2 separate regions of the Homo sapiens genome follow, and region 2 is linked to region 1. A link is an interaction called in ENCODE POLR2A ChIA-PET data of the cell type or tissue named here. Cell type or tissue: MCF 10A. All regions are shown on one strand. Each heading gives the region's core, and the rest is flanking DNA. Links, peaks and the distances in the headings are about the cores only. Region 1 overlaps STK17A (serine/threonine kinase 17a). Region 2 overlaps HECW1 (HECT, C2 and WW domain containing E3 ubiquitin protein ligase 1).

The links. ChIA-PET counts read pairs that join two places held together with the same protein. Peaks named below come from ENCODE experiments on the same cell type or tissue, not always from the same donor. Only the 100,000 strongest peaks of a DNase experiment are listed, where the experiment ranks them.
Region 2: POLR2A ChIA-PET joins it to region 1 with 8 read pairs; 8 of 35 experiments call an interaction of 5 or more read pairs at or near these places.

Annotation. Positions count from the first base shown.
Region 1 is chr7:43,587,093-43,599,237 of GRCh38, reverse strand. It overlaps STK17A (serine/threonine kinase 17a), which reads right to left. Exons shown (of 7, transcript NM_004760.3): 2 at 3,125-3,337. Among named protein-coding and RNA genes, the nearest start is that of STK17A, 10 kb to the right of the region's middle. In MCF 10A, for the core only: no CTCF peak of the experiment used is centred there; a DNase peak (open chromatin) is centred at 7,577.
Region 2 is chr7:43,521,256-43,535,014 of GRCh38, reverse strand. The region is part of intron 24 of HECW1 (HECT, C2 and WW domain containing E3 ubiquitin protein ligase 1); the gene reads right to left. It overlaps LUARIS (lncRNA upregulator of antiviral response interferon signaling), which reads left to right and starts at 12,473. Exons shown (of 3, transcript NR_038276.1): 1 at 12,473-12,727. In MCF 10A, for the core only: no CTCF peak of the experiment used is centred there; no DNase peak of the experiment used is centred there.

The DNA.
Region 1 (12,145 bases), core at 6,053-10,052:
TTGCACCAATTCACTATGCTATGCATTTCATCTTCGCATTATTTTCAATACTGGAAGTATGAATTGGGTGAAAATTTGAGGAGAGTTCTAATTCATTTTATGAATATTTTGCAAATTTGACTCCATCAAAATATATTATCACAATGTTGATTTTGTGTATGTAAAAACATTGAGGCCAGGCCTGGTGGCTGATGCCTGTAATCCCAGCACTTTGGGAGGCCAAGGCAGGTGGATCACCTGAGGTCAAGAGTTCGAAACCAGCCTGGCCAACATGGTGACACCCTGTCTCTACTAAAATTACAAAAAAATTAGCCAGGCGTGGTGGTGTGCACCTGTAATCCCAGCTACTGAGGAGGCTGACACAGGAGAATTGCTTGAACTGGGAGGCAGAGGTTGCGGTGAGCCGAGATCATGCCACTGCACTCCAGCCTGGGTCACAGAGGAAGACTCCGTCTCAAAAAAAAAAAACCAAAAACCAAAAAAGAACAACAAAAACATTTAAACTTTCTTAATAAATGAAGAGATGTCCTTTTTGTACATCTGCATTTGTGAAAAAAAATTTCTTGAGCTCTTGGCTCTTTGGGCAACTGCATATATGGTGATGACTCACTGAGGTTTTCGATCAATTTTGTCAAAAGACTTAGGTTGTTTGTCGTAGTATTTCAGAGGACCACAGTTATCAATGGAGGTGTACAGAATTATCAACTATGGGGATATACATTTATATATTTCACTTTTTGACCTATTTCCTTTTTTTTTTTTTTTTTTGAGACGGAGTCTTGCTGTGTCACCCAGGCTGGAGTGCAGTGGCACGATCTGTGCTCACTGCAAGCTCCACCTCCCAGGTTCACGCCATTCTCCTGCGTCAGCCTCCTGAGTAGCTGGGACTATAGGCGCCTGCTACCATGTCCAGCTAATTTTTTGTATATTTAGTAGAGACGAGGTTTCACTGTATTAGCCAGGATAGTCTCGATCTCCTGACCTCGTGATCCACCTGCCTCGGCCTCCCATAGTGCTGGGATTACAGGTGTGAGCCACCGTGCCTGGCCGACCATTTCTTTTATAAATATGGTTTATCTGCTCATAACCGTTACATTTGTGTGACTGTCGGTATATCTGAGTGTTATGTTTGTAAAAACATGTATGTTATTACTCTCTGTTTTAGCATGTAAATAAAGTGGCCTATGAAATGTCATGTATTAAAATTTTATTTTTAATTGACATAATAATTGGACAATTTATGGTATATAGTTATTTTTATGTTTCCTAAATAAATCCCCTTTTAAAATGTAAATAAATTTTTTTTGTTTTTTGAGACAGAGTCTCACTCTGTCACCCAGGCTGGAGTGCAGTGGCACTATCTCGGCTCACTGTAGCCTTGACCTCAGGTGATCCTACCACTTCAGCCTCCCAAGTAGCTGGGATTACAGGCATGCACCACCACTCCCAGCTAATTTTTGTATTTTTTGTAGAGACAGGGTTTCGCTATGTTGCCCAGGGTGGTCTCCAACTCCTGGGCTCAAGAAATCTTCCCACTTTGGCTGCCCAAAGTGCTGGGATTTGGCTGGGCTCACGCCTGTAAACCAGCACTTTGGGAGGCCGAGGTGGATGGATCACCTGAGGTCAGGAGTTTGAGCAGCCTCACCAACACGGTGAAACCCCATCTCTAAAAAAAATACAAAAAATTAGCCAGGCATAAAGGTGGACGGATGCCTGTAATCCTAGCTACTTGGGGGGCTGAGGCAGGAGAATCGCTTGAACCCATGAGCTGCAGTAAGCCGAGATTGTGCCAATGCACTCCAGTCTGGGCAACAAGAGTGAAAATCCATCTCAAAAAAAAAAAATAATAACAACAAAGTGCTGAACTACAGGCATGAGCCACCGCACCAAATAAATGTCTTTTACAGAATTTTTTAGGATTTTTTTTCCATAATTATATTTTCAAGATTTTGATCTTTTGGGATTGTGATTTTTGAGATTTTAGACCTTAGGGTTTTTGATTTTTTGGAATTTCAACATTTAAGATTGCATCTTTTGGGATTACGGTCCAAACCCTTTGTAAACTGGGAGGTTCATGTGTTTGTGTGTATTTGCAAGATCTGGTTATATATTCAAGCAACTTTAACCGCTTTGGCTAGATGAATATTAGAGGTATTTTTCCGAGTTTGTCTTTTCATTTTGTTTGGATTTATTGATGTATTAAGTCTTTTTTGTTTTTTTAAATTAATTATTTTTTAAAAGAGACAGGGTCTTTGTTATGTTGCTTAGGCTGATCTCAAACTCCTGGACTCAAGTAATCCTTCCTGCCTTGGCCTCCCAAAGTGCTGGGATTACAGGCATGAGTATTAAGGTTTTTTTTTTTTTTTTTTTGAGATGGAGTCTCACTTTGTCGCCCAGGTTAGAGTGCAGTGGCGCAATCTCAGCTCACTGCAACCTCCACCTCCTTGGTTCCAGCAATTCCCCTGCCTCAGGCTCCTGAGTAGCTGGGATTACAGGCACATGCCACCACGCCAGGCTAATTTTTTGTATTTGTAGTAGAGACTGGGTTTCACCATGTTGGCCAGACTGGTCTTGAACTCTTGACCTCAGGTGATCCTCCTGCCTCGGCCTCTCAAAGTGCCGGGATTACAGGCATGAGTCACCACGCCTGGTATGAAACCAGGATTTCTTAAGGAGAAAGAACAGTCCTTCATTTTTCAAAGCTGTTTTCTGTGCTGTTATCTACCTACTTAAATTGAAAACATAGTAAGAATCAAGACCACTGTTTCTAAAAGAAAGGAGATTAACTCAGACTATAAGAACATGTAAGGATTATAAAATGCCTTTTATTTTAATATTAGTTTGGTATTACTTTGTTAAGAATGCCTCTAATAAAATTGTAAGATAACCTTTTATCCAATTATGACAAGAATTTCATTAAAGAATGAAAATAAAAAAGCTAATATACATGCATCCTTGCAAATTTGGAACATGTTATATTAATAAGAGGAACACCTGAAGATGATCTAGAAAATTCTGAGATTTCCAGAGAACCAGGCCTGGCAACATTATCACAGATGAGTGGCATTCCGTAAAGGAAGTGTAGACTACCAAACAAACTTAATCTAAGAAAGACAATACTTACTATTCCAGAACTAAGATCATTTCTGATGCAGTCTCATAAACTTCATGTAAATTAATGACCCAAGGATTGTCTTGTGCTAGTTCAAGTACAGCAATCTCATGAATTATTTCCATCCGACAATCTTGGCCTTTTCTTCTTTTTCTCATGAACTTTGCAGCAAATTCTTTCCCAGAATCTTTCTTTATACATTTTCTCACCACTGCAAATTTCCCCCTAGAATTAAACAAAAACATTCACTGTTAAAGTTGACAACTTTCCAGAGATGGCAGATTTCAATGAAATTTCCAAATACCCATTGGTAGATATTCAAATTTAGCTTATATACAATCACAAAAGTAGAAACATCACTTAGAAATTTATATAGGCTACATCTATAGATTTATAGATTTATCAAATAAAACAAAATGTATAAACCTGCACAATTCATTTTCTAAAGAATAACAAATATTAAAGTCCATTTTTTTGCAGAGTTACACATAACTTAATTTTTTGCACATTTATACATAAAATGATTTAGGTCTCTAAAAAAGCCAGTTGAAGCCAGGCATGGTGCACCTTTGTAATCTCAGCATTTTGGGAGGCTGAGGCAGGTGGCTCACTTGAGGTCAGGAGTTCTGGACCAACCTGGCCAAAATGGCGAAACCCTGTCTCTACTAAAAATACAAAAATTAGCCAGGTGTAGTAGTGCTATGCCTGTAATCCCAGCTACTCAGGAGGCTGAGGCATGGGAATCGCTTGAACCTGGGAGGTGGAGGTTGCAGCGAGCTGAGATCATGCCACTGCACTCCAGACTGGATGACAGAGTGAGACTCTGTCTCCAGGGGGGAAAAAAAAAAAAAAAAAAAAGCCATTTGATTTTTTAATAGAAATTGGTCACCAGAATCCCTAATATGATGAATTTCACTGCACTAATTGACTCTAAAGAGCACTATCACTTTCTAAAGGTAAGGATCTCACTCATTTATCATTTTAACTAGAGCGTCAGCTAGAAATGTATTTTCTCATAAAGACAGATACAACAAAGTGTTATATTGATACATTACTATTTGTCATTACACTAATAAGTGGGTAAACCAGGGACTCAGTATAGCATACTGATTAAAAGTATGAGCTCTGGAATTAAACCTATGTGGGCTTGAACCCTATAAGTGGCACTTGACAGTAACCTTAGGTGGTTTATTTAACCTCTTTTAGTTTCATTTTTCTTTTCTTTTCTTTCTTTCTTTTTTTTTTTTTTTAAGAGACTGGGTCTCTCTATGTTGCTCAGGCTAGTATTGAACTCCTGGCCTCAAGTGATCCTGCTAGGATTAAAGGCATGAGCCTCCATGCCCTAAGTCTCATTTTTCTAATCTGTATAATAGGGACACAAATGGCATCTACTTCACAGGGTTCTAAGAATTAAAGAATAATATATTTCAATTGCTTAGCATGGTACTTGCCACACAGTAAGTGCTCAATAAATATTACTAATCACACAAACATCATTAAGCTGTGATAGTCATCACCCGTAAACATCCACTGAATCCTTAGGTTGAAAGACAACTTAGAAATCATACAGTATTTTACCTAACACCAAATGCCAATGTCTTATTTCAAACTGTGAGGTAATCTTTTCCACTACTGGGTACATATTATCTTAATAAGGTCTTCATTACAAGCCTAAACCTGACTTCAGTTGAAGGGTTACAGTCAGGGTCCTCTGCTGAGCAGTACAGACCAGACCTCACTCTCTTTTCCACATGGCAGTCTATCAGATACTGAACACAGCAAACACCATCTGTTAGCTGCCACTCCCTCTTCCCTTTCCCAATTTGCAATCAATCCCCATCCCCATGGGTTTTTTTTTTTTCCTTTAAGAGACAGGGTCTCACTCTGTTGCCCAGGCTGGAGTGCAGTGGCACCATCATAGCTCAATGCAGCCTTGGACTTCCGGGCTCAAGTGATCCTCCCACCTCAGCCTCCTGTATAGCTGGGATTACAGGCACATGCCACCATGCCCACCTCCCCATAAGGTTGACTCCCTATTATGGCTCAGCAGAAAATGTGCCAACCAAATCTGAAGCAACTAATCCAGGTATAATCGATCAAAGCATTACATCATTATTATTTTTGTTGCTCCTGGAACAATACAACCTAAGATTGATTGTTAAAAAACTTGACATGTTTTCATATTTCAAATTGGGCTGATAAACTACCTAGATTTTTTTCCACCTTGAATTTTTATCAAGTCAGTATCCTCATACTATATTTTAAAAATGATTGCTAAAAAATTTGGAATAATCAACAGCATAAACAGACAACCTACAGAATGGGAAAAAATATTTGCAAACTATGCCTCCAACAAAGGGATGATATCCAGAATCTACAAGGAACTCAAAAAACGAGAAAAAAAAACAACCTCATTGTTTTTTTTTTTTATATGAACAGACATTTTTTCAAAAGAGCAGCAAACAAACACATTAAAAAATGTTCAACATCACTAATCATCAGAGAAATGCAAATTAAAATCACAATGAGGTACTGCTTTACAGCAGTTGGAATGGCTATTAGTAAAAAGTTAAAAAACAACAAATGTTGGCGAACATACAAAGAAAAGGGAACGCTTATACACTGCTGGTGGAAATGTAAATTAGTTCAGCCACTATGGAAAGTAGTTTAGAGATTTCTCAAAGAACTACCATTTGACTTGGCTATCCCATTACAGGGTATCTGCCCAAAGGAAAAGAAATTATTGTATGAAAAAGACACCTGCACTCATATGTTAATCACAGCCCTATTCATAATAGCAAAGATACCAACCTAAGTGTCCATCAGTGGATGACTGGACTAAAAATATGGTGTGTATATGTATCATGGACTACTACACAGCCATAAAAATGATGTCTTGTGCAGTAACATGGATGGAACTGGATGTCATTATCCTAAGTGAGATGACTCAAGCAGGAAGTAAAAAACTGCCTGTTTTCACTTTTAAGTGGGAACTAAATGGATACACAGGCATAGAGTGGAAAAACAGACCAAACAGTAAGAGAGTGGGAAGGGGGTGAGGAATTAAATACTACCTATTGGGTACAATGTACGCTATTTAGGTGATGAGCACACTAAAAGCCCAGACTTCACCATGACCCAATATATCCATGTGACACAAATGCACTTGTACCCCTGAATCTATTTTTTTAAAAAGCTTTCTAAAAAATTAAGTGCAAGGCTTTAATTGCCCTGTTAAATTCTTTTTTGTTGTTGTTTTTGAGACACAGTCTCGTTCTGTCACCCAGGCTGGAGTGCAGTGGCACGATCTCGGCTCACTGCAACCTCCGCTTCTCGGGTTCAAGCAATTCTCATGCCTCAGCCTCCTGAATAGCTGGAATTACAAGCACATACCATCATGCCCAGCTAATTTTTTGATTTTTTTTTTTTTTTTTTTTTAGTACAGATGGGGTTTCGTCATGTTTGCCAGGCTGGTCTCGAACTCCTGGCCTCAAGTGATCCACCCACCTCGGCCTCCCAAAATGCTGGGATTGTAGGCATGAGCCACCATGCCTGGCCTGCCCTGTTAAATTCTAACTTCTAGGCTTTGATCTAGCATTCTAGACTACTGACATAATTTTGAGTAATTCTTCCTTCCCAGCTATTGTTAACTGCAAATATAATTTTCATGTCCTCCATGTTTTTATCATTAGTAATATAAATGTGGAATGACAAATCCTTAAGCATAGCCCTATGGCTGTTCAATTTGGTAACAACCTACCTAGCAGCACCCTTATTCAGATAAAAGTTCTTTTGTTCACAGAAATATGAAAGACTTCTACAGATATGGGAGAGAGTAACTATAAATGAATTCCTCAAAGAGTAATTAATACCTTTCATTTTATCCCACAAAATCATTAGGCTAACATCTCCATCAAGTTTTAAAAGGTTCCCAATGATCTCTGAATTCTTTTAAGACAGAAAACAATTGTTATTAATTTGATATTTTCATACCTACATGTCTGAAGTTTCAAGAGAAGAGAAAGTTTAATTTGTAAAAAATTCGTCTGAAATGAAGTCTCAACATATAATTGGCAGCAAACATGTTCCTGGTAAATTAGAAATGACTCAGTAGAACGGCCCTCAAACACATATCACACACACAAATGTTTACTGTTGCCACACCTGACATTCAAAGCAATAAAGTACTGTGCAGTAAGTAAAAAACTACTTATTACATAGCCTGAAAGTCTATTTTTAAAGACCAAATGGAAAGACAGCTAATTCAGCAAACAGAATTGGAACTCAAAATTATGTCAGTAGTCTAGAATGAAAGATCAAAACCTAGAAGTTAGAATTTAACAGGGCAAATTAAACACGGACTCACACACATTGCTAACCTGTGAACTGTGGGAGCCCTGTTACAGAACAGCCATTGCTAAATTCTGGGGCCTCTTCCCCATACTTATTCATCTGTTGCTCATGCTCCTCACCCATTCCTTTAGGTGCTAGAATGCAGTTCCCACGGCTCTCCTTTCATATCAATGACTACACTGACACCACCTTTGTTTTTCTGGAAACATTCCTCACAGTTCTAGATTTATTCTTTTCTTTCCAACATATCCTGTACTATACTAGGGTCAGCAAGTTTTTCTGTGAAGGGCAAGCAAGATGGTAAATATTTTTGGCTTTGTGGACCAGAGGGTCTCTGCAGCAATGACTCAAGTCCACTGTTGCAGAACAAAAGCAGCCATACAAGAAAGGTAAATGAATGGGTATGTTTGGCTTCCAATGAACCTTTTACACTGAAATTTAATTTCATAAGCTTTTCATGTTATTAAATATTACTCTTATTCTAATTTTTTTAACTATTAAAAAATGTAAAACATAAAAAATGTAAAAACAGCTTGCAAGGCTTTCAAAAATAGGTGGCTGGCTGTAGTTTGCTGACCCCTGCTCTATCCTATGCTGAATAAAACTCTTCCATCATTCTAATACCACATACCACTGAAACTGACATTATGACAGCAGGTCGCAATGATTTGAGGAAGCATGCATGCCTTCATCTCTAAATGACTGGTGCAATGGGAGGGGGACCCTTCAAACCACTCAAGGAGGAGTCAGAGAAGATAATAACGGATTTCTTGGAGCTGTTCTACACAGCCACATTGTATAAAGAAAACAGGAGATTCAGCATTCAAGCTGCAAAGTCCCAGTGTATATGCTCAGAATTACATTGACAGAGTTCCCTAAATTCCATACCTCAAAAGGGCTCCAACATGCATATTTTACCATGACTTTATGGTAAAAATTGTGACTGTACCTCAACCTTTAACTTTAGGTTATTGAGTCCTCTACAAAACATTTTAAAAATGATGTTTCCCTGACATTATGGGCCATGGTTATATACAGCTCTCTTGGGGCTGATGAGGTCCAAAGGGCATAAGATGTTTGTTGCACATCTACTTTTTTTGTTGACTCAAAAGCCAAACTTCTTCCTGGAATAAACAGTTGCCATAATTTTCAGGTATATTTTTTCATTTCAAAAACATCTATATTTTGCTAATAGGTACAAAACTGAGAACTTAGGTTTTCATTAAATATTTTGGGATGAATATCAGAAATGAATACATTTCAGAACTACTCACTGAAAACATATTCCAGAGAGGTGGGAAAGGTAAGATACATAAACAATTATAACAAGAGGAGGTGACATTTGATTGAGACCCACCAGTCCGAGCTCCCTAAGTCCTTTGCATTATCAGTGCCTAAAAACACTGCTTAGGGAGACAGGGTGAGTATCTTTAGGTAGGTATGTTTGCTAAGGAGTTTGGGCTTCATCAGGCTTAAAACTGGAACCTATTAGAATACTGAAAATAATTGTTTAGAAAAGATAATTCTGGTTGGGCACGGTGGCTCATGCCTGTAATACCAGCACTTTCGGAGGCTGAGGTAGGCGGATTGCTTGAGCCCAGGAGTTCGAGACCAGCCTGGGCAACGTGGCGAAATCTTGTCACTACAAAAAATACAAAAATTAGACAGGCGTGGTTGTGTGCACCTGTGGTCCTGGCACTTGAGATGCTGGGATGGGAGGATCAGTTGAGCCTGGGACATCTAGGCTGCCGAGATCATGCCACTGTACTCTAGCCTGGGCAACAGAATGAGACCCTGTCTCAAATAAAATAAAATAAAATAAAATAAAATAAAATTAAAATTAAAATTAAATAAAATTAAAATAAAATTATAAAATAAAATAAAACAAAACAGGTAATTCTAATAGTGTTGTGAAGAGTGGATTGCCAGTGATAACTAGAAACAGAGAGGCCAATAAAATAATTCAAAGCAGTAGGTCTGCACTCAAGTACCAGCGTAGGGACTGGGAAGAGAGAATATGTTTAAAAGACACTCAAAGTCAAGATTTATTAGCACTCCCTGGCAGGTGTGAGTTGTACGCAGAGATGAGAGGAGAAAGGAAAGGTGAAAGTCATGGATGACTTTTAGATTTTTAATATAGGTACTGTGTAAATGTGGTACCAGTTATAGTACTGTGTAATGTGGTAGGAGTTATAGTTGGACAGAAGGTTGAGCTGCCTTTTTTGGTAAAGAGAATCCCATTTATTGAAGGGATTCCAAATACAAATTCAAGTGTTGGATTATAAGCAAAGGTGAAGAGATAATAGAATATATAACATTCAGGTAAACATCAGAAAATGCACATGCTAATTTGAGCAGTACAAAGGGGAAGTAAAATAATGTCCAAGGTCCTGTTTTATTCTAGGTTAAAGTGCTTTGTTTATACCTTTATTATATTTATGTCAATCTTATATATTACAACTTGTTGTACTATGTCTCCCAGCTGGACTGTGAGTTTCAGGGACCTCACTTATTCTTCATCTTTTTATCTCCATAGTGCCCTGCACATGGCAGGTGTGCAAATATAATCAGCACACCTAGTATATATACTGCTTATTATTTTGTTAAATAAAAGTTTTATGGCAACTTAACCTCATGACATTTAATATACTGGACTACTTGCCATTCTCTCTTCACTGAATTTTTCTACTGCTCTGACTTGCTGTTTTATTGACAATGGCAACTACTACTGAAATTCCATCCATTCTTTACAGCCCAACTGAAATGTTATTTCCCCCATAAGACCTTCCAGTGGCATATCATCTTGCCTATAAAGGGGACAGTGATTGATCTGTTACATTTGGGAATAGCTTCCAGAGCCTAAGGTAGTGCTTTTATGTACTTGATACATAAGTACAGTATTTGCCTAATTACACTGGAGTGATGTCTTTTTTCTTTTTTTGAGACACAGTCCCACTCTGTCACCTAGGCTGGAGTACAGTGGCACTATCTCTGCTCACCACAACCTCCACCTCTCAAGTTCAAGGAATTCTCCCGCCTCAGCCTCCCAAGTAGCTGGGACTACAGGTGTGTGCCCAGCTAATTTTGTAATTTTAGTAGAGATGAGGTTTCACCATGTTGGCCAGGCTGCTCTCAAGCTTCTGACCTCAAGTGATCCGCCCACCTTGGCCTCCTAAAGTGCTGGGATTACAGGTGTGAGCCATGTCTTAAACGTAAAGAAGTTCCATTCAGGAAAAACCTAGAATGGATTTTGTCTTCCTTATCGCTGAAAGGACCAAGGAAAAGACCCTAGGCGTAAAAATCAGTGAGTCCATTCAAATAAGACATTAGCATGCGTGATAAGAAAAGGCAGGGCCTTACAAGTCAAACTTGGTTTTAAATTCTGGCTAACAAGTGTGTAATACTGGGCAATTTATTAATCCTTTGGAACCTGGGATTCCTCATCTGTAAAATGAGATCAATGGCACTTTACCATACAGGGCAGTGAAGACTATACAAAATTACATCTTTAAAGTGTGTAGCATTCAGCAAATGATCAATAATCAGTGGCTATTTTTATTGTTTTTGGCATTAATTTCAGATCTATGATATAACCAATGATAATAATTTAAAAAAAATATCAGAACAGGAGTTCTGGAGGTGAGCTATTAAGTCTACATAATGTGTAAATTCTCTCAAGAAATCTAGTTAACTTCTTACTTACCTGAAGAGGTGACTATAGCTACTTAGCTTTCTAATGCATTTGGTTCAATAATCATATTTTATAAAATTGTGTCATCTATGGTTTTATGAAAAGATTAAAATTCAAATTCTTACATTCATGTATTTTAAATTAAGATTTTAACATTTGAAGCATGAACTTTTCAAAATTAAACAGCTGACTGACTTAAAGTACCTGCCTAAGAGCAGAAGCCATACTTTCCAAGTAACTTTATTGTTGAACCACAAATATGGCCAATTTTCTTTTATCTATCCAAAGTATCAGATTACCCAAAACTGTTTGTAAATAAAATTCTTCAAACTAATGACTAGCTGTCAAGAAATCTTAAATAACATCTGTGTTAAAACAAAGCAATTTCTGCATGGATATTACTTAATAAAGGTCTTTATTTGTTAAAAAATGATAACTTATGACACACGCTTAAGTTCTTGTCAGATACAAAAACTGAAGCTATTACCTACAGCCATCAATCTAGGTAAGGACACACAGTCCCCAAAATACCCACCCAGAGTCCCCTTTCAGTTTGAATATTCTCTTATTCTCTGATAAAAATCCTCTCTTGTCCCTATTACCCCTGACTGCTCTGAGGAGAATGAGATAGGACATCCCTAATTTACTTTAAGGCCCCAGTGGGAACTTAACTATATGACACTGAAGCTTGGTCATGTTTGTTCCAATGTAGAACTCATTAACAGATCCTTTCCCCTGTCTCTACTAAAAATACAAAAAATTAGCCAGGCATGGTGGCAGGCGCCTATAGTCCCAGCTACTCGGGAGGCTGAGGCAGGAGAATGGCGTGAACCCAGGAGGCGGGTCTTGCGGTGAGCTGAGATCGCGCCACTGCACTCTAGCCTGGGCGACAGAGCGAGACTCCATCTCAAAAAAAAAAAAAAAAAACAAAAAACAATAAAAACATATCATTTCATTAAAATGACAGGAAATTGCTTTAGTCATAAGAT
Region 2 (13,759 bases), core at 3,989-7,988, 62 kb after region 1:
TATTGGCACCTACTGTATAGGACAGCTGCTAAGATGCTAAAAGTCCTTTGTACAAGGACTAGTGGAGGTCAGTCCACCTGAGAGTCTAATGAATTCCTATCCATAGACTGGCATGTCTAGTTTCTTACATCACACTCAGAACCCTAGGCCTAAAAACCCATTCTGAATTGAAGAGTGAAAACGTGGATTGGGCTGACAGTGGCTAGCCTGAAATTTCCTGCTGCAAACTTCTGCTCTGCTTACAAACAGCATTTATGTATCATGGTACCTGGCACAGTTAAGGTCTCAATTAAGATTTGTTGAATGGAATTAAACTGAAAATTATCATCTGGTTTTATCCCAGTGGAGCGCAACTATACAAACCCACAGAAAATGTCTGAAATGTCTTATACCATTTGAACCCTGTTTGACTAGGTTAATTGCTCAAATTTCCAATAGCTGCAGTAGGTCTCTACCCAGGAAGATGGACAGAAAGCACAAACTGCAGAGGAGAATTTAGGGGCTGAGTCAATGTATGGAAAGATGTGGCAAATGTTTTACATCAAGGGGCTGAAATAGCAGGTCTCCCTCTCCCTTCCTTCTCTCCCTCTTCAGTTTCTCTAGTGAACTACTGTTGGGGAACATGTTTTAGCAGGAATTAGTATGTAATGATTTCAGTGTATTTTTCAACAGATTATTTAAACGAAAGCAGTTTTTGTAATGACAAAAAAATGCAGTTGGGAAGTCTGCAAGAGGAATCTCTTATTTACAGGCCACGATTTATGGAAGGGGAAGCGGGATAGTTTGCCAAGCCAAGAAAATAAAAGACCTAATGATACTCTGGAAGGACATTTTGGATAGTGAAAGAAAAGACTTTAAAAGCCTTCTAGTTAATCCTTTTATACGAAAGTGATATAAAAATTGAGCGAAACCCTCAGTGCAGCACCCAGGCAATATGCCAAGTCTGAAAAGGCTCTGTAGGGCATTTCTGGCAGTTTGATTTCCCGGCATTAAACTTGGGCTGCTAAGGATTGATTCAAGGGGTCTCCTGCTTTGGGTGACCTTCTTAGTCTCTTCTTCTTGATCTGTTGCCCCAACAGATCAGGCTACTCATCTCCTTCTGCTTAATTCTTGGCTTCTGCATCTTTTGATGCATCACAGCTCAGCATGAAAAATACTCCCTGATAAGCTTCAGACTTGGGAGACCCAAAGCTGGGTCTTCCTGCCTGGAGAGCTGATCACATGGTGTACTGGGCACTGTAAAGAGGCTGGGCATTTGGTGATAATGTGCTTGGCTCTTGTGCCTTTGGTGAGGAGGTGGGGGCTGAGGCAGATGCAGGAACATGTGGCAGGACACTGAGGTCTGTTAAAAACCCTGCACGCAGTCGTTAGTCTATAAAGGCCTCTTCTAACCACTATGGCATCTTCTGGAGCACAAACGTCTGTCGAAACAAGCACTGTACTGGCAAATTTTGGGGGTTCACACATTTTGTTGGGTCAGTGAATGAGGCCAGAGGGTTGCTATAACTGCATCCATGCCTGGATGCCTCCAGGACACCATTGTAATGTCCTGTTTCCCAAGCCATGACTCTGGGGACTGCATTCACCTATGCATTGCCTACCACCTGTAGGTTGACAGCCAGGTGGTTTGTGTCAGCTGAGTTCTAGAAGATTCTTTCTGTAGCAGTCATGTTTTCTATCTCTGATACTTCCTGGATCTTTCCCAGACACTGCTTCCCTGGTAATGGACCAGGACTTGCATGGGTTAAGTTCCTTTAAGGAGTCTTTTGCAGTTCTCAAAAGAATAGAGTTGGTTCCTCAGCCTCAGCACTGTTGATGTTTGCTTTCTGGTGTATTATAGGATGTTTAACAGCATCTCTGACTCCTACCTACTAGATGCCCAGTAGTACCAGCCTCCCAAGCTGGGACAACCCAAACTACCTCCTGACATTGCCAGTGTCCACTGGCGGTGGAGAGTGATGGTGCAAAATCAACCTCTCTTGAGAACCACTGGAATAGAGCACAGGGTGTGGGAAAATATATCTAAACAGGTGATGATATACTCCTTTCTAACTTGCCTTTCTTGAAAACTTGAAGAAGGCTGACTGGGCCCTCTGAGGCAATGCAGGTCTTACCCCTAAGGCTTTGTGCTCCACTCTGCACATTTGAGCAGCTTTTCATCATTCTCTGAATCTGTAAGTGTACTTCCTACCCCACCAAATATCATCTTAAACTCCCACCAATAATTTGGGCTCCAGGTTTCTTTTGGGGAAGTGATGATGGGGGAGAATAATTCCTTCTGAATGTGCCAGGGAGTGTCAACATTGCTGAGGGGATGATGCAGGACCTGAGTAAAGAAAAAGAGTGAGCTCCTGGAGAATGAGCATCACAAGCTGGGGGACAGCTTAGGGGATCTAAGGTGGGAAGGTGTGTGGTTTGCTTGAGCAATGCAAAGAGGCCAGTGGGGGTGGACTCCAGAGAGAGAAGGGGGAAATGGCAGAACATGAGTTTGGAGAGGCACCCAGGGGATAGATCATGCCGGACTTGGCAGGCCATGGGAAGGACTTTAGATTTCATTCTAAGTATGATGGGAATCCATTGGAAGTTTCGTGTAGGGTCTTTGGAATGAACCGATGTGTTAAAATGATCACTCTGGATGATGCATGGAGAGAGGTGAGTCTGGCAAGAGTGAAGGCAGAGGCCTGTCTGGAGGCTTCTGCATCCAGATGGGAGGTGATGGTGGCTTATACTGGGGGTGGTAGTGGAGGTGAGGAGGTCAGAGTCTGGATGTATTCTCAAGATACAGCCAAGGGAATTTACTGATGCATTTAAGGGGAGAGATGAGAAAAAGAGAGGCACCAGGAACAGTCCACGGCCTTGGGCCAGAGCAACCGGGTGCCATTTACTGAGATGGGAAACACCAGAACAGGGCTTGGAGGAGGAAATGGAGAGTTCTCTTTCAGACATATTACGTTTGTGCTGCCTATTTATATCTGAGTGGAGCTGTGGAGCAGGCAGTTGTACTTAGGAGTCAGTACCTCCGGGCACAGGGCCGCACTACAGATGTCACTGTGGGGCCGTCAGGATGCAGATGGCATTTGAAGCCAGGCATCTGGACAAGATCATGGAGGAAGTTTGTGCAGATGGAGAGGCGGACCCAGGGCTGAATGTTAATTGATGCAGCATTCGGGGATCTGGAAGATGAGAGGCAACAATAAAGTACATGAGAAAGAACAGGTGGCGAGGCTGGAGGAACAGGGATGTGGAGCGCATGGTGCAGGAAGGAGGCAGAGGCCGACTGTGTCAAATGCCTCTGAGATCAGGTAGTAAGCAGTCTGAGAGGTCACCAGATGGTTTTGGCAATCTTCATTAGGGGTGCAGGGGAGGAAGCTGGCTGGAGAGAATGGGAGGAGAGGCAGTGGAGAAAGCCAGCACAGATAACTCTTTCTAGGAATGCACCTCTAAAGGGGAGCAGTGGAGTGGTCAGTGGAGGAGGGCATGACATGGAGGTTTGGGTTGTTGTTTTTTCAATGTGAGGGAAATTGCAGTGTGTTCATACGTTTCCAATTTCAACAAACTTATCAAGTGCCTACTATGTGCCAGGTGCATAGGAAGATCCTAAGGTACTCATTCATTTTGAGTTTACAAGCTAGGAAGGGAGATAGACACAGCAATGCAGTATCTCATCACCACAGAGCAAGTGGTGAAGAGAAGTGCACAGGGTGCTGTGAAAACTCCGGGGAGGAAGCATAGCTTGGCTCTGGCGGGGTTAAATCCAGGCAGGCCTCCTGAAGGAGGTGACAAGTGAGGTAAGCCTAAGAATTAGCCTGGAAGAATGAATAGAAATTAGTTTGCTTAAGAGGACAGGGAAAGGCTTTCCAAGAAAATAAAATCACATCGGAAAAGAGTCAGGAAAGATAATGGTATGTGTTTAGAACAGCGTGCAATTCATGATTACTAGAGCATACAGAATGAGGAAGGACAAGATGTGAGATAAGGTTGTGGAGAGAGATAGCAGGAGGTCCTGGAAGGTCTTATTTTCCATGCCAACAAGTTCACCCTTTAAACTGTAGACGATGAGAACCCATTGACAGGTTTAAACAGGGGAGTGACATGCTTGTTTTGGCATTTTTAGAGAAATCACTTTGCACCCATATGAAGGATATAGATTTTAGGAGGGGGCAGATTTGGAGGTTATTACAATATGTCAAGGGCATCATGCCGAACAATTTGGAGGTAAATCAGCAGGACAGTGAGCAGCAGCAGAAGAGAAGGATGACAGGAAGAAGTGGCTTGGTGGGAGAGATTAATTATTAACTTGGAGGAGGATCAAAGTGGAGATGTCTAGTAGGTATTTTGATAATAAAGTTTGAAGCTCAATAGAGAGGTCAGAGCTGAAAATATAAATTTAGAATTCATATGTTAGTATGGAGAGAAGTTTATAAAGCAGTAAACTTTGATTACATTGCTATATTTTATATAAAATTATATCTGTCTTTCCATCCATCCATCCATCCATCCATCCATCCATAAAAGATATGGAAAAACTTAGGTCAGAAGAATAATGGCATTTATTTCTGTATGGAGATATTTTCTTATGTATATTAAATTTTTTCATAATGAGTATACCTTACTGATGTGATAAAACTATGTTTATTTACTTATAATAAAGATATAATAAAAACTAGGTGACAATGGCATGTCAGAATCTAAGATGGTAGAGTTTCAAATAGGAGTTTGTATCTACTGCAGTAAAGTGTCGATTACAGTAAAGCATGAGCCAGGCATGGTGGCTCATGCCTGTAATCCCAGCGCTTTGGAAGGCTGAGGTGGGTGGATCACCTGAGGTCAGGAGTTTGAAACCAGCCTGGCCAATGTGGTGAAACCCCATCTCTACTAAAAAAAAAAAAAAAAAAAAATTAGCCAAGCATGGTGGCACAGGCCTGTAATCCCAGCTACTTGAGAGGCTGAGGTGGGAGAATCGCTTGAACCTGGGAGGCGGAGGTTGCAGTGAGCCGAGATTGCACCACTGCACTCCAGCATGGGTGACAGAGCGAAACTCTGTCTCAAAAAAAAAATAAATAAAAATAAAAAAAGTAAAAAGTGGTAAGAGTTCACTGGCTCTGTTGATTAGATGGTCTCTGCTGCTCATGGAAAGGGCAGTGCTGGTGACGATTACTGAAATCAGACTTCAGTAGGTGAGGAAGTGAGTGAGGGAGAGGAGCAGAGCAGGGGGAGAGCATGAAGTGTAAAGATCCATGAGAAAGGGATGACTGCTGGAGAGGCATGGAGATGGGGACTGGTGGGCCTAGAGCCTGAGTGGGCAGGTCCAACTTGAGTGGAGGAATGGACTCCAGCGAGGGTGTTAAGGTTGGGTAGCATTTTTATTTGGGGTGAGAAATTGAAGTGGTCACCTCAGTGTTTCCATTTCAGTAGGGTCTGAAGTCATCTCACAGTGGACGTGATTTTGGTTGATGGAGGCTTTTGGGACAGTCAAATGGAAGATGCCCCTGTAACAGGACTGGTGAGCTTTGCTGTGGCACTTTCTGAGGTCAGGGAGTGTGATTTAGAATTGTACCCTTTCTTGGAATTATTTCATTTTCTCCAGGGCTAGAGCTATAGAAAACTACCCTGGCATGGAATGGGGAAGAGTGAGTTACAATACTAATCCACAGTGGCGTTTTGTCCTTCAGATGGGGTGCAAGCATGGAGCAGGGAGGGAATTGGGTGTGCAGGGAATGAAGGCGCTCAGGAGGCCTGGGATGAAGGAGGCCATGCCAGACTATGAGGAGACAGAGAATCCAAGGTGAGAACGAGCTTGGCAAGGAGCGATGGTAGGGGGAGGAGGTGGGAACGCCGGCTGTAGAATGATTGACAGTAGGATTTTAGAGTTTTCAGTTTCTGACATGGCACAGTTCTGGGTGATAATGAGGTTGAGAGGGCCACTGTGGGAGCAGGTGGCTGGAGTGGAATGTAGGTCACTGCCACGGGGGTTAGGTAGGTTTGGTCTATTCTCTACACCCACCTTTATTCAGATACTGTTTTGGGGAATGTGTAAAGAATCTCCTCCCCAATGCCCCATAAAAATTGTTTAAATATTGCAGATGCAAGTCATGATTTATATTTGGTTTTCATAGCTTCCCTTTATGTGGAAATGATTTTACAAATTAGCTGAGAAAACTTGAAGTTTTCTTCATCTGCCATGAAAGAGACTCTGCCAACACAGGATAATGACAGGATATTATCTTCGGATTGCTAATTAGCAACTGAAATGAATGTCTAGCCCTGGTGCCGCCAAGTCCCCTCCATTAATATCTGCCCTGCAGGGGGGCAGAGGAGTGAGACCAGAGCTGCTTCCCCTCAACGTGGTGGGCCAAGTGTGCGGTGTGCCTCTCTTTTAGAGAAAGCACTTCTAAAAGTACCTTATGCAGACTCTTAACAAACCCTCTGACCATATAGAGATGGCAAATAACATACTTAGTATTGCTCTTCAATTCAATGAAAAACCAGTTGTGGTAAAACTGATCATTCGAAAGTGTGATATTTTTTGACCCATCATTCTGGTTAGCTTGTGTTAATACTGAATGTATCAATCACATTTTCCCAGATTATAAGGATTAAATTAGGTTAATGTGGAAAGGAGTTAAGGAACAAAGATCCAGGAAAATAAACCTTCCCATAAATATAGAGAACATTACCCCACCTTTGATTTCCTCCCGTATCTAGATGTGTCCAGGTATGTTACCACTCTGGCCCTCAAAGATGCTTTCATTGACCTCTAAAGCATGATTTCTCCTTAGCTTCCAAATATTCTTTACTGGGAGAGTTGAAATATTTTGTTTTGCGATATCATGGATGCTCATGACTGAGATTATGTCTACAAGTCGCAAAAACGATGTGCATTTAGTTATCCAGGCAAGCAGCCTTTCATGGTCAAACGACTGAACAATTCACTCTACAAAATTAATCAAAGTAGTTAATTAATGGACCAAAATAGCTTAGCTCTCAGTTTAGCTATTAACGTTAGCTAATAGCTCAGTTTTTAGTTATTTAACTTTCTAGCTATTTTACCGTTGTCTGAGCCTCAGTCATTAGTTCTCCAGGTTGACTTTTTTGTGAATTTGCTTTATGAGCTCAGGCAAACAGTTGAAATTTTTTTCACTGGTTTCTCTGTTTACCTTGGGAGAATACTACCAATTTCTTCTCAGAGGCCTTTGGGGGCTTTTGGAAAGATTGGTGAATTTTCTATCAAAATCTGGTGTATTCTTTAGAAACAGACACTCCAAAGGTTCAGAGTGAAACATAATACTGCATTATTAAACTTGGTGGTTTCCATGATGGGAGGTATCTGAATGGGTTGAATATTGGCTCCCACAAGATATGCCCATATCCTAAACCCTGGAACCTGTGAACGTGATGTTATTTGGAGAAGGAGTCTTTGAAGATATAATTAAGTAAAGGACCTCAAGATAAGATGATCTTGGATTATCCAGGTGGGCCCTAATCCATCGACAAGCGTTCTTATAAGAGATAGAGAGGAGAGGACACAGGAACCGATGAGAAGGCCATGTGAGACAGAGGCAGAGACTGGAGTGATGCAGCCACAAGCCAAGGAGCCGTTGAAATCCCAGAAGCTGAAAGAGGTAAAAAAAGGGTCTCCCCTGGAGCCTTCAGAGGGAGTGTGGCCTTGCTGACACCTTGATTTTGGCCTTCTGGCTTCCAGAACTGAGAATGGCCAGTTTGTGGTAATTTGCTATGGCAGCCTTAGGAAAGTGAGGGAGTGCCCACCCGCAGCATAGCCCTCCTCCTTGCTTGTCCAGAACACCTTTCACTCAGCATAGGATCTTGGAATTTGTAAGTGTTCCACTAAAGTAATATATTTAATTTCACGCAAGAAGGGAATTTATCTAGTTTTAGAATGAGATACAGTGTCTAGTTCCAAGCCCAGAATTATATAGAAAATTTGACCATAAAAGGCTGCTTGCCTGGATAACTAAAGTGCTCTGAAACCTGCTATAGCCTCAAAAATTTTTTCTTTTTTTGAGACAGAGTCTCACTCTGTTGCCCAGGCTGAATGCAGTGATGCGATCTCGGCTCACTGCAGCTTTGACCTCCTGGGTTAAGTGATCCTCTCGCCTTAGTCTCCCGAGTAGCAGGGACCACAGTTGCACACCACCATGCCTGGCTAATTTATTTTTTGTAGAGACAGGTCTTGCTATGTTGCCCAGGGTAGTCTCAAACTCCTGGACTCAAGCAATCTTCCTGCCTTGGCCTCCCAAAGTGTTGGGATTACAGGCGTGAGCCACTGCACCTGGCCCTGCTATATCTTCATCTAACTGGATAATACAGGAAGGTGAAGGTTTAGAAGCCTTAATTATTTGAGCTGCACAGACCAGAGAATACAGGAATGGCAATGCCATTGTGTTCCGGGCAGAACCCAGAGTGCCTTATTGACCCTTTAAATGTTATTATCTCTTTCTTACCTGTGATGCATTAACCAATGCACAATATTTCCATAAATCTGAGTCAGGTTAAAAAAAATCAACTTGGGCTAAACCAAACAATGTTTAGAATTTCCACTCCATTCATTCATTCAATCTTTCTATGAATCATAAGTTATCTATCATCTGCAAGGCACTGTGCTAACTGCTGGAATACTTAGTGAACATAATAGACAAGGCCCTCATGCTCCCATGGAGTGTACAATCTAGGGACATTATGCTTCAGGAAGATGTTAGAATTATTTAAATATGACCTAAGTCTAAACTGATGTAGCATTCTGTAATTTTCACATGAATGGCAAAATAATAATGGCTCTGACAACATCAAGTTGCCATGCCACACAAGATCTATGTACTGATACAATCAGGATACCAGAAATACCTGAAGCTATTTAAGTAATTGGTTCTGAATTAATTGCATAGATAGAGGGAAAATATGGAATGCATAAGCCAAATAAAATACTAAATCAGTATAATATTGAGGCTTGTGACTATGTTCTATGATGCTTTATTGTTTTGAAGATTTACCTACTGATGATATTTTTCTTTAGATAATAGAATTTATTGATACTCTTTAAAATTAGACTATAAAGAGAAAGTCCCTAGAAGTCTGGATAGTAGGGACAGCCAGTGTAGCCTTTGTTTTCTATTCATCATCTGAAAGTAGGAAGCCTCCCCTCTCCTCTGTACCCCTAAAGGTCCCAAGGCTGATCTGCTCTCAGCCTAGGCTGGAGGATCCATTTCCTGGATTACATCACACACTTCCCTAGAGGTCTATAGTGATTCCCATTTATCGTTCACAATGATATTCCTGATCATTAGTTTTATACATCTCCACCAACATCCCCCTTCTCCGATCCTGAGATCACTGAGCTACCTTGGTTCTGTTCTCAATTTGATTAGGATTGTACCTCTGTCCCTGGTCCACCTCTGCTAATGCCATTTGCAGTACTTTTTTCAGCTGCGCTATTTTTAATTGAGAATAACTGATGCTAGGTGGTTTACAATGGGCCCACCCCTCCTGTCATTCCAGTTTCTGTTGTTGTCAAACTCTTTACCCTCCACCCCGCTGAATGTATCCCTCCTCTCATGAAACTGGGCTGAACAGAAAGACGTCTTTATACTTTCATATAATTTGCTTTTTAAACCTCTCCCAACAGACAAAAAGACTTTTGAATGCAATATATTGATTCTGTCCATTCTATTTAGCATTTAAATATTCAGGAAATGAACTGATTTCATGGAAATTACATTTTCAGTAATTTAAATAATAGTTCCAATTTTGTTAATTTTCATACTTAGAGTCAAGCCTAAAAATTTCTCAGCCATGATGCTGACCACATATTCCGACCGATTATTGGGCTTGATATTGTTACTAGAGTGCTTTACTTTCCTTTGTCCTTGAAGCAAATTTCTAAGGTAGGCAGCATCGATGTTCATTTGTGTAATCATGCCATAATACATTCATAAAAAAGAGTTTTGAATCAACAAATAAAGCATAATTTTTAATCCCTATTTTATATTAGGATGCTGAAATAAGATAATGTAAAGAGTCTGCTCAAGTTAATTAACGCTGATTCTCGTGAAAACCTCCTCAGTTTAAATCCTGATATACCAGGGAAATTTGGAGACTTGTAAATAGCATTTCATGCCCCTCTACAGGACACAGGAGCTCCTTCCACCTCCCACTAATGCTTGCTTACATAATTTTGCAGTAACTTCTTTTCCAAATATTACAAGCACACGGGAGAGCTAGAGGTGAAACAATAGCCCCAAACCTGGGTCTCCACAGTCTCTAGTAGGAACTTGTGAAAAAAGAATTCTTTCAATTTTAGCTCTGCATGGGCATGTCAAAGCCTCTCCACTCCTCTCTTCCCATCTACAAATAAGGGATAATAATGTTAGTATTTGCTTACTTACCTCACAGGAGAATGAAAAGAAAGAGTAATTTAATGTTAATAGGTTCTTTGAAGATGAAAAGTACTTCATAATTGCTAAGTTCTATTACATTTTTAAAAACCCATCTCAAAGATACCCCTCTTTCCTTATCCTTCTAACTTTGTTTAATTAAAAATAATTATCCTTTCTCAACCTCATTATTTAAGTAATAAGACTTCATGACGTTCCCACACAATGTATGTTTCCATGCTTTACTCAGTGTTACTGCCTTCAGGTTTGGTCTTCTCATATTTTCTAACTTCTTATATATTAGAAAATCTAGTGAAAACCTGTTGTGTCTGCCTGGGGTAGATTTCATTTCAGAGTGTGAAAACTGCATGAACAGCCAGCTTTTTTTCTCACACTCTTTGAAAGACTCTTGACGCTGCTAACATCTAAGGCAAAATTTCTCAAAGGTGGTGGTGACCCTTCCATTGGTATCTGAATCCCTGGGGTGTTTGTTAAGATCTAGGTACCTGGAGATCAGACTCTATGGGGTGGGTTATGGAAATCTGCATTTAAAATAAATTCTGCAGTTGCCGACTAAAATTTGAGAACCACCCATTCCAAGTCCCTCATCTTTTTTTTTAAGATGAAAAACATAGTCTGAAGGTCAAAAGTGAAGTTTTTTGCCTTAGGCATCACTCATTGCATTTCCTCATGGATACTGGAAGAAGGGATGGAGGACAGAGGCTTTTCTAGAAGCTGAGAGTATGAATGGCTCCACTTGGCCTCCTCTCACACCACCGCCTGCAGGCACATGCATCCTTGCCTCCTTACACCCCACTAATTGGGGGGGTCTTCTTTTTATCTAATCCCCCTCATATCACCAGCCTCTCCCTCCCTCTGGTTCTTGCTTTCGGCGCCTCTCTCATTAGTAAGTACATCTGCAATCTACACTTGCCATTTATTTCCCTCGATCTCAAGGAAAAAGGGGCTGACTCTTTTCTTTTTTTCGAGATGGCGTTTCCCTCTTGTTGCTCAGGCTGGAGTGCAATGGCGAGATCTCTGCTCACTGCAACCTCCACCTCCCGGGTTCAAGCAATTCTCCTGCTGGGGCTGACTCTCTTTCAAAGCTAATGTCTTCACTTGGGCTATCTATTGTCTTTCCCTGCCTCCTCTGGGCTCTTCTTCCATCCACTTTTTGCTCTCTCTTATAATTCAAGATTTCTCTCTCTTCTGACATTGTCTCCTCAAAGGCCTTGCATCCTTCTAGCGGCCCCACAAAGCCAAGCTCCTAGAAAGAGCAGTTTTCAGGGCTGTTTGATGCTGGTGTTTAAAAATACGAGCAAGGCCAGGCATGGCGGCTCATGACTATAATCCCAGCACTTTGGGAGGCCGAGGCAGGTGAATCAACTGAGGTCAGGAGTTCGAGACCCCCCCCGGCCAACATGGAGAAACCCCTTATGTACTAAAAACACAAAAATTAGCCGGGCCTGGTGGCACACACCTGTAATCCCAGCTACTTGAGAGGCTGAGGCAGGAGAATTGCTTGAACCTGGGAGGAGGAGGTTGCAGTGAGCCAAGATCGCACCATTGCACTCTAGCCTGGGGGACAAGAGCGAAATTCCATCTCAAAACAAACAAACAAACAAACAAGCAGAACTACCTTTGGAAAGAGAACACACAGTACAAAGAGTAGGCGGAAGTGCCAGCAATAACATCCCCACCACGGAGCTGTTTTTGGAATAAATATTAGGGAAGCAGAGTTTTGATTCTCTGCAGCTCCCTGTCCTCCTGGCACAATCAAATTTCCCTGCTCCTGGCTTTTATACCAAGGCCAGCATTGCTGTCATTCCCTGTGCTCCGTGCACATTCTTGTGGGCTGAGTTCAGGGTTTGGCCACAGGCTAGTCTCCTGTCTCCACAGCTAATAGGGGGTTTGGTGTAGGCCCTGGCATCCCCACCAGTGGTTTGCTTTGTAATTTTTCCCTCTTGGCCTGTGGGAGGACTGAGGCATGGTGTCTAGAACTCCTGCGCAGCTGCAGGCCTGCTTGGAGGGTGAGGTGGCTGTTGTGGGGCAGGTGAGAGCACGCCAGGGCCATAGCTAACCTCCAGCCTTCATGAAGAGCCCATGGCAACTCTGTGGGAATCCTTCCAGCAGCCCGCTTATGGCTGGAGACAGAGGTGTGGCTTCTATCTAAGCTTTTCCCTCTGACTCAGTCCAGGAGGCAACTGTCTTGGGAAGCAAATGATAACAGCATCTGGGAGATTCTCTTCTGGATGGACTAGCAGGGAATCAGGACATGAACTCAGTGGACTAACTGCACCGAGACTCACCTGGTCATTACTTGAAGGTCATTACTTAAAGTAAGTTCTTCAGTTGCCAACATTTGAAAACTAAAGTGTGTGGTTCAGTTATGCTGGTCCAATAATCAGAGAAGTCTAATATGTGAGTGTCTTAGTTCATTCCTGTGGCTATAACAAAATACCATGGCTTGAGTAATTTATAAATAATAGAAATTTATTTCTCACAGCTCTGAAGGCTGAGAAATCCAAGATCAAGGTGCCAAAAGATTCAGGGTCTGGTAAGGCCTTGTTCTCTGCTTCTAAGATGGACACCTTGCGGTATCCTCAAATGGCAGAATGGGAAGAGCAAAAGGGACTAGGCCACTCCCTTCAACCTCTTTTATAGGGGGACTGATCCCATTCACAAAGGTGGAGCCCTCATGACTTAATCACTTTCCCAAACGCCTCACTTCTTTTTCTGTTGTTGTTTATTTTTGAGATGGAGTTTTGCTTTTGTTGCTCAGGCTGGAGTGCAATGCAATTAGGCTCACTGCAACCTCTGCCTCCCAGGTTCAAGCGATTCTCCTGCCTTAGCCTTCCTGAGTAGCTGGGATTACAGACATGTGCCACCACGCCTGGCTAATTTTTGTATTTTTAGTAGAGATGGGGTTTCACCATGTTGTCAGACTGGTCTTGAACTCCTGACTTCAGGTGATCCACCCGCCTTGGCCTCCCAAAGTGCTGGGATTACAGGCATGACTTTCCTTGCCCAGCCAAGGTCTGACTTCTTAATACCATCACCTTGGGGGTTAAGTTTCAACCTATGAATTTTGGAAAAACACATATATTCAACCCGCAGCCATGACGTATTCCAAGGCTGAAAATGTTTTCCTAAAACTCTAGGCCTACAGAAATACTTTTAATCCTGCAAAAATTTTGCTTAACCTTTTCTTTTTCCAGTCTTCCATCATGAAAACAGTGATTCTCAACAGAGTGATTTTGCCTCCTAGGAGAATTGTGGCAATGTCTGGAAACATTTTTGGTTGTGACAGCTGGGGGTGATCGTGGTGGTGCTACTGTACCTAGTGGGCAAACTCACTCTCTCAAGGCCTT